2 separate regions of the Homo sapiens genome follow, and region 1 is linked to region 2. Evidence: read pairs that join two places in POLR2A ChIA-PET (ENCODE). Cell type or tissue: Panc1. All regions are shown on one strand. Links, peaks and the distances in the headings refer to the core of each region. The heading gives the core; the rest is flanking DNA. Region 1 overlaps GIGYF2 (GRB10 interacting GYF protein 2). Region 2 holds the start of ALPP (alkaline phosphatase, placental).

Region 1 (5,375 bases), core at 212-5,211, 410 kb before region 2:
CCTTGACTGCTTTCTCTGTGGGGGATAAGAAAAAGAAATGTGGCCAGAGTTAAATGTTCTCACTATTGAGACAAACTTTGCAAAAACCAGCAATCTAAAAATCAAATTGGAAAACAAAGGGCAAAACGTTAAAATGCCAAATACAGGTAGCATCTGATAAGCCACTCACAAAAAAGAAATCTTAGTCCCACACTCCCATCCCTTCATATAAAAACAACAAAACACTATTTACTACTTCCTATGAGAACTAAGGAATTTTATACTCAGACTGCTTACGTGGAAACCTAGAGCCATTATGTGAAAAGAGTCTTCATGATCAAATGAATTCCAGAGCCCTCTGTACTGCTTTCATTTCTAACAGTCTAAATGTACATCATGACAGGAATCTATCCTTCTAGGTACCTGGCTCATGTTTCTCCTCTTACTGACTTTCCTAGGTTCAGCTCCCAGACTGGATGCCTCCCTGTCCTTAATGTTCCCACCCCCACGCACATCCAGCCGGAAGCCCTATTTTATATCCCATAATGTTATCTTATCAGTAGTTCATAAAATTTTACTCACGAAACTAAACATAGCAAGTAAGACATGCAAGGTACTTATTAAGGCTGACTGCTGATTTACAGACCCTACATCTAAACTAAAGTTGGATACTATTTTCATAAAATCAGTTAAAATAATTTAAAGTTTTACTCAAATCTTAATAAAAGATTAACCATAAACTAACAAACGTTAAGAGTTAACATATGAAAACTGCTATAATCAGGCTATACTTTGAATATACTGGGTTTAAAAAGTGAATCGTATTCTTTTTTAAAATGCATTTACACTGTTTTTTCAGACCCAAACTTTATATTTGGGGGATCTTTATATCCCCCAAACTGTCTTTTAAAAATATATGGATTTCAGCCACAGGTGTGACTGAAAAAATATATATGTATATGGATTAAAAGTTCTGGAAGATACACAAGTTGATGACAAAAATGATATGAAAGTCAAATATTAGGGGGAAAGAAAGATTCAGAAAAGATGAGAAGAAGATAATATATAACCAAATTCTAAGTTGTTGGGTGGGAGGTACTTTGTTAAACTCCCTTTAATAGAATCAACATCAGACATTTGGGCTCAAAAAACACAGTTCATCTTCCAAAACATTCACCTTGTTTGTTTTTGACCAGCTGGAATTTCTTTTCTCTCTCAGCCCAGATCCTATCCATTCTTCACTGAATGCTTGTTGGGAACATAGTCTACAAACCCTCTGCCTACGGACAAGCTCAGCATAAAATGCAGTGATGCCTTTTAGAGAACTATAACATCTGGCCCAGGTCACAGACTAATGAAAATTGTCTAGACCTTGTGATGTAAACAATGCCCACTAATGACAGAAAACCCACCCAAGAGGCAGCCATGAAGAGTTGGTATAAAACCATCCTAACTCTACCCAAACATTAACTTCAGTATGTTTCTATCTACCTACCACTTCCTTAAAATACTCTGAATGCCTGTTATAATGTCTACCCAGATCTAAGCTAGTGGTTTTGCTAATAACTTGATTTTTAAAAGTGAAAACAGTTTACTTATCATAATTTCCTGTATTAAAGGTAAGCCCCTCTGGCACATGGTTGATAAAATACTGTCATACACATGAAATTCATAGGGCATTCCACATATACTCTGTGTGCTTCAGTTTTGCATGACCCCACAATTGGAACTACAGTTGCATCTGATTATCATGAGGCATGGAATCAGCACTGTGGTACAGGATGAACTTTAACACAAAGCACTAGTGTCTTCAATTACTAGCATATCTAATGTCCAAGAAGAACAGTTTGAGCATTTTTAAGAGACAAACAGAAGAACTTTAAAAGCCACTAATCACTACTATTGTCTCTCCTTCTTCTAAAGTTAGAAGGACATAAGAATGAACTTGTGATTATGTTTCTGACCTAGGTTTAAAGCTTATTCTTCAAATAAGGTTAAATCACATTTTCAAAAGGGAAAAAATGAAAGAATAAACCCTTTCTTGTTAGGAAAAACACTCATTGTTGGGGAGGGAAGCACATATTTCAAGTGTGTAATTTTTACACATTTATAAATCTTAAAGAATGCTAAAAAAGATTCAGAGATTTAGAGGTAGACAAAACTGAATGAAACCCTCATTTCTGCAGTTGAGCGCAGGTGCTTCCCATTAAACTACACTATTTGCCCCAGAAAAATAGAAAAGTGATTTCAATCAACTGAATAGATGTAGGAAATTTTTATGTTGCAATTTTTTCTAGTAATAAAACTGTGACAGCATAAATAATATGAATCCACCCCCACATTTTTTAAGCCAGTTTATCTTTTTCATTTAATCCCTATTTCCATCAAACTTTCCCTTATTTCAGTCCCTGTGTGCCTTTACTCAACAGAATTCTTACCAGGACTGTGAGGTCGCCACCTCTCTCCATCCCTCCTTGATCCAGCTAGTCGCCAACCTCCATCTTCATCTTCTCCATTTTGTTCCTCTCTAAAGATGCGCCAATTTTCACTTTCTGAGCGTATAAATTCATGCTTTCTCCCTACTGATGTTGGTCCACCTTCCTCAAAATTTGGTCTCCCTATAAAGAAAATAATATGGTAAGTAAACATGAGCCTCTGCCAGTATAGGCTTTGAAAACAAACTTCACAGCTCAAATCAAGCTTTCCTGCAAATGGGTCCATTTCAATATTCAGAAAAAAATCACTAAAATAACAGTGGGTATATGTATATATTATTAGACACATTTCTTAAAGCCATGTTCAGAGACTGGGCAATTTTTTTAAACAAAAATATTATGTAAAATTTTTTTTGAAAAAGCGTACAATGAAAAGTCCATCTTCCTACACAAGACCCTCAGAGTCGTACTCCCCAGAAGGAACCATCACCAAGTTTCTTATAAAGTCTTTCCAAACACTGTCCATGGGTACACTTACACATGTATACATAGCTCCCTCATCCACACACACAAACGCCACCCTCAGGATGTTATAAATGTTGTTTTGTTTGCTGTTTTCACTAACAGTGTATCTTGCCAATCCTTCCTTACTAGCACATACTTTTTAAAGTTATAAGATATTTTTCATCATACAACATACTTTATATAACCAACACCTACTGGTGATTCTGCCTAAACATGATATCTGTACATTTCAGGCCGTCTTTCATTCCAAAACAGATTATAAACTGAAAAGCAGGCCGCGTGGTGGCTCACGCCTATAATCCCAGCACTTTGGGAGGCCGAGACAGGTGGATCACGAGGTCAGGAGTTGGGAGACCAGCCTGGCCAATGTGGTGAAACCTCATGTCTACTCAAAATACAAAAATTAGCTGGGTGTGGTGACAAGTGCCTGTAATCCCAGCTACTCAGGAGGCTGAGGCAGGAGAATGGCTTGAACCCAGGAGGCGGAGGTCGCGGTAAGCAGAGATCGCGACACTGTACTCCAGCCTGGGTGACAGAGCAAGACTCCGTCTCAAAAAAAAAAATTGAAAAGTAGTATAACCTCATTTACTCTAGCACCTAATACAATACAGGCATACCATAAATTGCTTTTGGACAGAATTTAAAGCTAAGCTATGTCTAACCTAATGTCTCAAAAGTTACATTAATGTCAAAAGAGAGCCTGGTATACCAAGTAAACTAAACTGGTATTTTAAAAGGACAAGATCATTCTAAATTGTGCAAACAAATTCTTCAGTCACCATTCCACATGTGCTAACATATATAACTCATAACATTTATAAAATCTCACATCAAAATAGTTGAAAATCCAGAATAACATACATTGATGTCCTCAGTTTATAACAATAAAAGTTCAAGTTCTCATAATGACAAACTCAATCCTTTTAATTAATCCATACTAAAAGTGAAAAAATAATTGAACAACAGCATATGAAAATGAAATTCTAATTTCTGGTCATTCTGTTATATTCCATCTTACATATATTGAGATTCAGCATCCTGCTTGTCCATATGGTTGTTAGTCTGCTACTAGGTATCATTCTACTGAAAGATAAAATATCTTGGGAGAATGGAAGACATGATCTGCTGCTTTCTTATTGTGGTGGACAGCCTCTAAGAGCTCACCAACAATCCCTGACTGCTGATCTCTGTGGAATCCTCTACCCCCAATTATAAGCTGGACTAACAGAATGCAGCTGAAGTGATGAGATGCCACTTAAAATATTAAAGAAGACTGTAGTTTCCATCTTGGACACTTTCTCTGAAGGACACTAGTTGCCATGTAGTGACACAGACCTCGTGGAGAAGCTTGCATGGCAAAGAACTGAGACTTACCACCAGAAACATGAGTGAGTCTGGAAGTGGATCAAACCCCAGTTGAGCTTTGAGAGACTGCAGCATGGGCTGACACCTTGAGTGCAGCCTTACAAGAACCCTGGGCCAGAACCACCCAGCTAGGCTAAGCTGCTTCTAGATTCCCAACCCACAGAAACTGAGATAATAAATGTTTGCTGTTTTGAACCACCAAGCAAGGGTTTTATTATCTATGACCTTGCTCTTACCTGCAGGACGTGTCTGGAATGTCAGAACTATATTCTGGCTTTCCTTGGTTTATTAGTCCATTTTGCATGGCTATAAAGGAATACCTGAGGCTGGGTAATTTATTAAAAAAAAAAAAAGAAGAAGAAGTTGTTTATTTGGCTCGTGGTTCTGCAGACTATACAAGCATGGCACCAGCATCTGTCTGGCTTCCAGTGAGACCTCAGGAAGCTGTTACTCATTGTGGAAGGTGAAGTGAGAGCAAGTATGTCACATGGTGAGAGAGGGAGCAAGAAAGATGACAGAGATCCCAGACTCTTGAACTCATTACAGTGGGGAGGGGATGAGGGATCCACCCTCATGACCCAAACACCTCCCACCAGGCCCCACCTCCAACACTGGCGATCACATTTCAACATGTGATCTGGAGGGGACAAACATCCAAACTATATCACTTGGTTTACCAGAGAAGTCATAATCTAAATCTATTGTAGTTATTATGTAATATCTGATATATCAAAAACCATATTGCAGCTTTTATAAATTATTTTGTGGCCAGGCGCGGTGGCTCACACCTGTAATCCCAGCACTTTGGGAGGCTAAGGCGGGCAGATCACGAGGTCAGATCAAGCTAACACGATGAAACCCCATCTCTACTAAAAATAGAAAAAATTAGCCGGGCGCGGTGGCGGGCGCCTGTAGTCCCAAGCTACTCAGGAGGCTGAGGCAGGAGAATGGCATGAACCTGGGAGGTGGAGCTTGCAGTGAGCCCAGATCACGCCACTGCTCTCCAGCCTGGGTGACAGAGCAAGACTCCGTCTCAAAAAAAAAAAAAAAAAAAAAGAAATTATTTCGTGT
Region 2 (5,336 bases), core at 1-5,000:
CTTGGCCTGGGGGTCGCACGTCAATGTCCATGTTGGAGATGAGCTGCGTAGCGATGTCCTGGCACCCCTCCTGGCGGGCGGAGGCAGGCACGTCGGCGTCCGAGTACCAGTTGCGGTTCACCGTGTGGGCGTAGGTGCCGGCTGGCGAGGCGTGCTGCACTCGTGTGGTGGTTACCACTCCCACTGACTTCCCTAAGGGTGTCAGAGGTCAGTATATGTGACCAACGTCTGTGACCTGGCCGTGACCCAGCAGCGGGCCCCAGCTCACCTGCTTTCTTGGCCCGATTCATCACGGAGATGACCTCGTTGCCGCGTGTCGTGTTGCACTGGTTAAAGCGGGCGGCTGCACTCAAGCCAATGGTCTGGAAGTTGCCCTTGACCCCGCACAGGTAGGCCGTGGCTGTGGCTCCACTGTCTGGCACATGTTTGTCTACATTGTATGTCTGGGGACAGAGACACTCTGAGCTCTTCTCTGGGGCAGACACGGAGACCCAGACCCTGATCTCTGTCCTCTGGGATTCCAACTGCCTCTAACTCCTTACTGGAGCCCCAGCTGTTTAGGGTCCCTCCCTCCTACCACACTCCATAGCCAGGATTCCCCTTCTGTGCTTGGAGGACTCTAAGGTAGCCCAGCACTTACCTTGGACAGAGCCACATATGGGAAGCGGTCCATGGCCAGGGGTATCTCAGGCCCCAGTTTGTCCTTCTTCTGCCCTTTTAGGATCCTGGCAGCTGTCACCGTAGACACCCCCATCCCTGAAGGAACAGAAATGTGTGAGGCTTGGGCCCCAGGGCTCTCCTGGAACCACTGAGGGTCCGGGCGCCGGGGCTGTGAGGGCTGCAGGGCTGGAAGGCCTGGCTCACTCACCATCGCCCAGGAAGATGATGAGGTTCTTGGCGGCTGTCTGTGCAGGCTGCAGCTTCTTGGCGGCACCCAGGGCCTCGGCTGCCTCGCGGTTCCAGAAGTCCGGGTTCTCCTCCTCAACTGGCCAGGGGGAGAGCAAAAATCAGGTCAGCCTGGGCTGGGGGGTGCCCTGTGTGTGTGTTGTGTAGGGGCAGCTCGGGGAGCCTCATTACCTGGGATGATGCCCAGGGAGAGCTGTAGCCTCAGGCCCAGCAGCAGCAGCAGCAGCAGCATGCAGGGCCCCAGCATGTCTGGAGGGCAGCAGGACAGTGGCGAGGCAGGAATTCTGGGCATGGAGTATGAGCTGCACTCCAGGCTGCCCGGGTTTAAATCAGGGAGAACTGTGTCCCGGCTTCTCCCCTCGTTGCCACCTTGACCCTGCCCAGCCTCTTGACCTGAAGCCACACTGGCTGAAGGGAGTGGCAGGGTGTGGCTGGGCTGGGCCGGGCTGGGGCTGGGGTCCTGAGAAAGGCAGCTCAGGTTGGGACCAGGTGTCCCCCAGGGAAGGGTGCGGTATTGAGTACAGATGCCATTTGGGTGAGTGTGGTGTGCCTCCCGCAGCCAGGAGCCCCTCCCCCAACCCCTGCTCACTGTGTCTTGTGTGGAACAAGACACCCTGTCACTGGATCATTCACCCATTTTTTTCTATATTTCCCAGAAGCTGGGGCCAGGCTGTGTTCTGGTGTCGAGAGGAGGGGAGGCTGGAAGCACACAGTCTGGGCCAGGGCCTGGGTTCAGCCTCCTGATGCCAGGAGCCTGGGCCCTGTGGGAAAGGGGCACGTGGGGGGCTTTGCTGCCCTGGCACCCCCTTGCTCCATCATCTTACCTTGGCCTGGACAGGTGGGGCTGGCAGGAATCTGGGCCCAGAGCTCTAGGGCTGTGGGCAGCTGTGGGGCCAATGGTGACAGCACTGAGTGGGGCCGGACCAGTCCTGCCCATTGCTCACATGTTGTGTGTGATTGTGTATGTGTTTGTGTGGGTGCACTCACACTAATGTTTGGACGACGCAGGTGGGGAGTCCACCCCAGCCCAACCACAGCAGCCCCTTCTCCACTCATGCTTGCTCGCCCCGAGCCCCAGGCTTGGCCCCCAAAACCCAGGGGACCTCACCTGCTGCTCAGCCTCTGCCTTCCCCGCACCACTCCCCACCACCCCCACGGGCCTCCCCTCAGGCCGAGCTTTCTGGAGTCCTCCTGCCTGCCCCCCGCCTGGCTTCCTGCTGGTCGTCCTGGGGCTCTCAGGGAAGATGTCACCCTCATGGGGACATTCCTTCCTCCTGCTTATTGCCCCCTTAGTTCCTTCTACCTCCTGCTTCATCTTGCTGAGTTAGGAAATTTCTGGGCTAAATTTCAGAGGAGACTCACTAACAGGCAGGCCCTTAATTAATTCATTGATTCACTCTAAAGTCAAGGCCAGTCAGGAGCTTTTGCCGCCACCCCACAATTATTTTTCGAGCTGGAATCTTTTGGTTTTGGAGACAGGGTCCCATTCTGTCAGCCAGGTTGGAGTGTGATGCCTGAGTTACGGCTCCCTGCAGCTTCGGACCTCCCAGGCTCAAGCAATCTTCCCACCTCAGCCTCTCACGTAGCTGGCACCAATGGCATGTGCCACCACACCTGACTCATTTTTTATTTTGTGTAAAGACATGGTTTTGCTATGTTGCCCAGGCTGGTCTCGAACCTCCACCTCAGCCTCCCAAAGTGTCTGGATTTACAGACATGAGCCACTGCGCTCACCTTCCTCTTTTTTTTTTTTTTTTTTTTTTGAGGCAGGGTCTCATTTGTCACCAGGCTGGACTGCGGTGGCATGATCATGGCTCACTGCCTCAGCCTTAGCCTCAGCCTCCCCAGTAGCTGGGCTTATTGGCACCAGCCACCATGCCTGGCTAATTTTTTTTGTTTTGTTTTGTAGAGTCTCACTGTGTTGCCCAGGCTGCTCTCAAACTCCTGGCTTCAAGTGATCCTCCTGCCTCAGCCTCTCAGACCACTGGGATCACAAGTGTGAGCCACTGGGCCCAGCTGGGTCTTGTCGTTTGGCAACAACATTCGTTCCCAGCCCCTGCCATGCTGTCCCCTGAGTGGCAAGGGCTGTTGCCATATTTCCCAGTGAAATGCCCTGGTAAGATCTGGAGGGCAGGAGGCAGGCAGAAGCCATTCATCCGTGGTTGGCAGTAGCTGGTGAGGGGGCGAATTCAGCCCTGCCCGGCCACTTTGGGAGGCCAAGACAGGTGGATCACCTGAGGTCGGGAGTTCAAGACCAGCCTTACCAACATGGATAATCCCCATCTCTACTAAAAAATACAAAATTAGCCAGGCATGGTGGCGCATGCCTGTAAGGTGGGCACTGAGCTGGAACATGGTCTGGACTGCACAGAGCTTGGTATCCCCAAGGGCATCAGGTGGTAGAGGGTGCTAAGGGATCTAGATGGGGCCCTACAGGACCAGCCCTTCCTTCCCAGGAAACAGAAGGACCAAGACGACCAATCCTCTGAGAATACACGCCACAGCCTGGGCCTCCCCTTGCCCCAGGTAACAGCAACCAAGAATCCCAGGAATGGAGGCTTTGGCTCTTCCTCCAGCCGGGGAAGACCTGCTGCTTCTGCTTTGAAATCCCTGGACCTCAGAGGAAGGGCTGTAACCAGACATTATGACAGGCGACTCTGGCATGAAGGTAGGAGGCAGGGTGGCCAAGCATCCCCATGTGGCCAGGGTGTCACCATAGACTTTGAATGTGGACAAATATCCTTTGTTTACTGCAAGTGACATTGGTGTGTGTCTGGTCTCCAGTCTTGCTCAGCACCTGAAAAAATTCACCACATAGTGAGCAACATAGCAAGACCCTGTTTCTATTTTATTTTATTAATTAATTAATTAATTTATTTATTTATTTTTATTTTTTTGAGATGGAGTCCCACTCTGTCCCCCAGGCTGGAGTGCAGTGGCGCAATCTCAGCTCACTGCAACCTCCACCTCCCAGGTTCAAGCGATTCTCCTGCCTCAGCCTCTTGAGTAGCTGGGATTACAGGCGCCCGCCAGCACGCCCAGCTAGTTTTTGTATTTTTATTTTTTTATTTTTGTTTATTTACTTGTTTTAGAGACGGAATCTCGCTCTGTCGCCCAGGTTGGAGTGCACTGGTGAGATCTCTGCTCACTGCTCCGCCTCCCAGGTTCAAGGGATTCTCCCACCTCAGCCTCCCGAGTAGCTGGGATTACAGGCACCTGCTACCACACCTGACTCATTTTGTATTTTTAGCGGAGATGGGGTTTCACCATGTTGGCCAAGCTGGTCTCGAACTCCTGACCTCAGGCTATCCACCTGCCTTGGCCTTCCACAGTGTTGGGATTACAGGCGTAAGCCACTGCGCCTGGCTGATTTTTGTAGTTTTAGCGGAGATGGGTTTTCACAATGTCGGCCAGGCTGGTCTCGAACTCCTGACCTCAAGTGATCTGCCCACCTCGGCCTCCCAAAGCGCTGGGATTACAGGCGTGAGTAGCTGTACATGCTGGCTCGTATGTCGCAGGTCTCATTAGCTTCTTAAATCTCCACCCGGGGTGCGCTTTTTACTATTATAATGAGCAAAGGGTCAGTTTGAGGATAGGTAAAATCAAAATGCGCATGCTCTCTAGAAAGAAAAGTCCCCACTGAAGATAGCTTTGCTTGAATGAGCTCAATTACAATTCGAATGCTGAGGCTTATTGTGTTGACTGTGCGGTCACCACGCTTGCTGCATCCCAAGAACACGGTCACTTCCTTGATTACCTATCCTGTTTCAGTACCGCCCTTTGGAAATACGTGCATGTCACATTTTGAAAAATACTGGCTGAGATGAAAATGGAAAACGCAGCTGGAACAGTTGCATCTAATCTGGATCAAATGGCAAGCTTGTTCCTTCCTTTTCTTTCTTTCCTTTTGAGATATGTCAAACATTAAAACTGCAGAAAACAGAAAGATATGGCCTAAAGAAGAGTTACAGAATTGAACGCCAAAGTAATACCACTCAGATCAAGAAATTGACTACAGCCAGGATCTCCCCATATGTACCCTGCCCCCCATTCAAACCCCACTTCTTCCTTCCCCACCAAAGGGAACCATTGACTTTGTTTTTTGAGACAGAGTCTTGCTCCGTAGCCCAGGATGGAGTGCAGTGGGGCAATCACGGCTCACTGCAGCCTTAACCTCCTGGGCCCAAGAGATTCTTCCACCTCAGCCTCCCGAGTAGTGGGGACTACAGGTGTGTGCCACCTTGCCCATTTAATTTTTGCATTTTTGGTAGAGATGGGGTTTCACCATGTTGCCCAGGCTGGTCTGGAAGTCCTGGGCTTAAGCCTCTCCTCCCAAAGTGCTGTGATTACAGGTGTGAGCCTCCACCCCCAGCACGGCCTAAATTTTTTGACACTCCTTTTCTTTTAATAGCTTTTGGCCAGAACATGCT

What was found. Peaks named below come from ENCODE experiments on the same cell type or tissue, not always from the same donor. Only the 100,000 strongest peaks of a DNase experiment are listed, where the experiment ranks them.
Region 1: POLR2A ChIA-PET joins it to region 2 with 12 read pairs; 1 of 35 experiments calls an interaction of 5 or more read pairs at or near these places.

Annotation. Positions count from the first base shown.
Region 1 is chr2:232,784,372-232,789,746 of GRCh38, reverse strand. GIGYF2 (GRB10 interacting GYF protein 2) reads right to left here. Exons shown (of 29, transcript NM_001103146.3): 9 at 2,418-2,597. Among named protein-coding and RNA genes, the nearest start is that of KCNJ13, 10 kb to the right of the region's middle. In Panc1, for the core only: no CTCF peak of the experiment used is centred there; no DNase peak of the experiment used is centred there; H3K27ac peaks cover 352 bases.
Region 2 is chr2:232,374,620-232,379,955 of GRCh38, reverse strand. ALPP (alkaline phosphatase, placental) reads right to left here and starts at 1,205. Exons shown (of 11, transcript NM_001632.5): 1 at 1,078-1,205; 2 at 869-985; 3 at 641-756; 4 at 269-443; 5 at 20-192. The coding sequence starts at 1,153. LOC124906123 (a long non-coding RNA gene) reads left to right here and starts at 924. Exons shown (of 4, transcript XR_007088121.1): 1 at 924-1,011; 2 at 3,363-5,336. RefSeq lists enhancers at 439-1,406, 4,287-4,854. In Panc1, for the core only: no CTCF peak of the experiment used is centred there; no DNase peak of the experiment used is centred there; H3K27ac peaks cover 624 bases.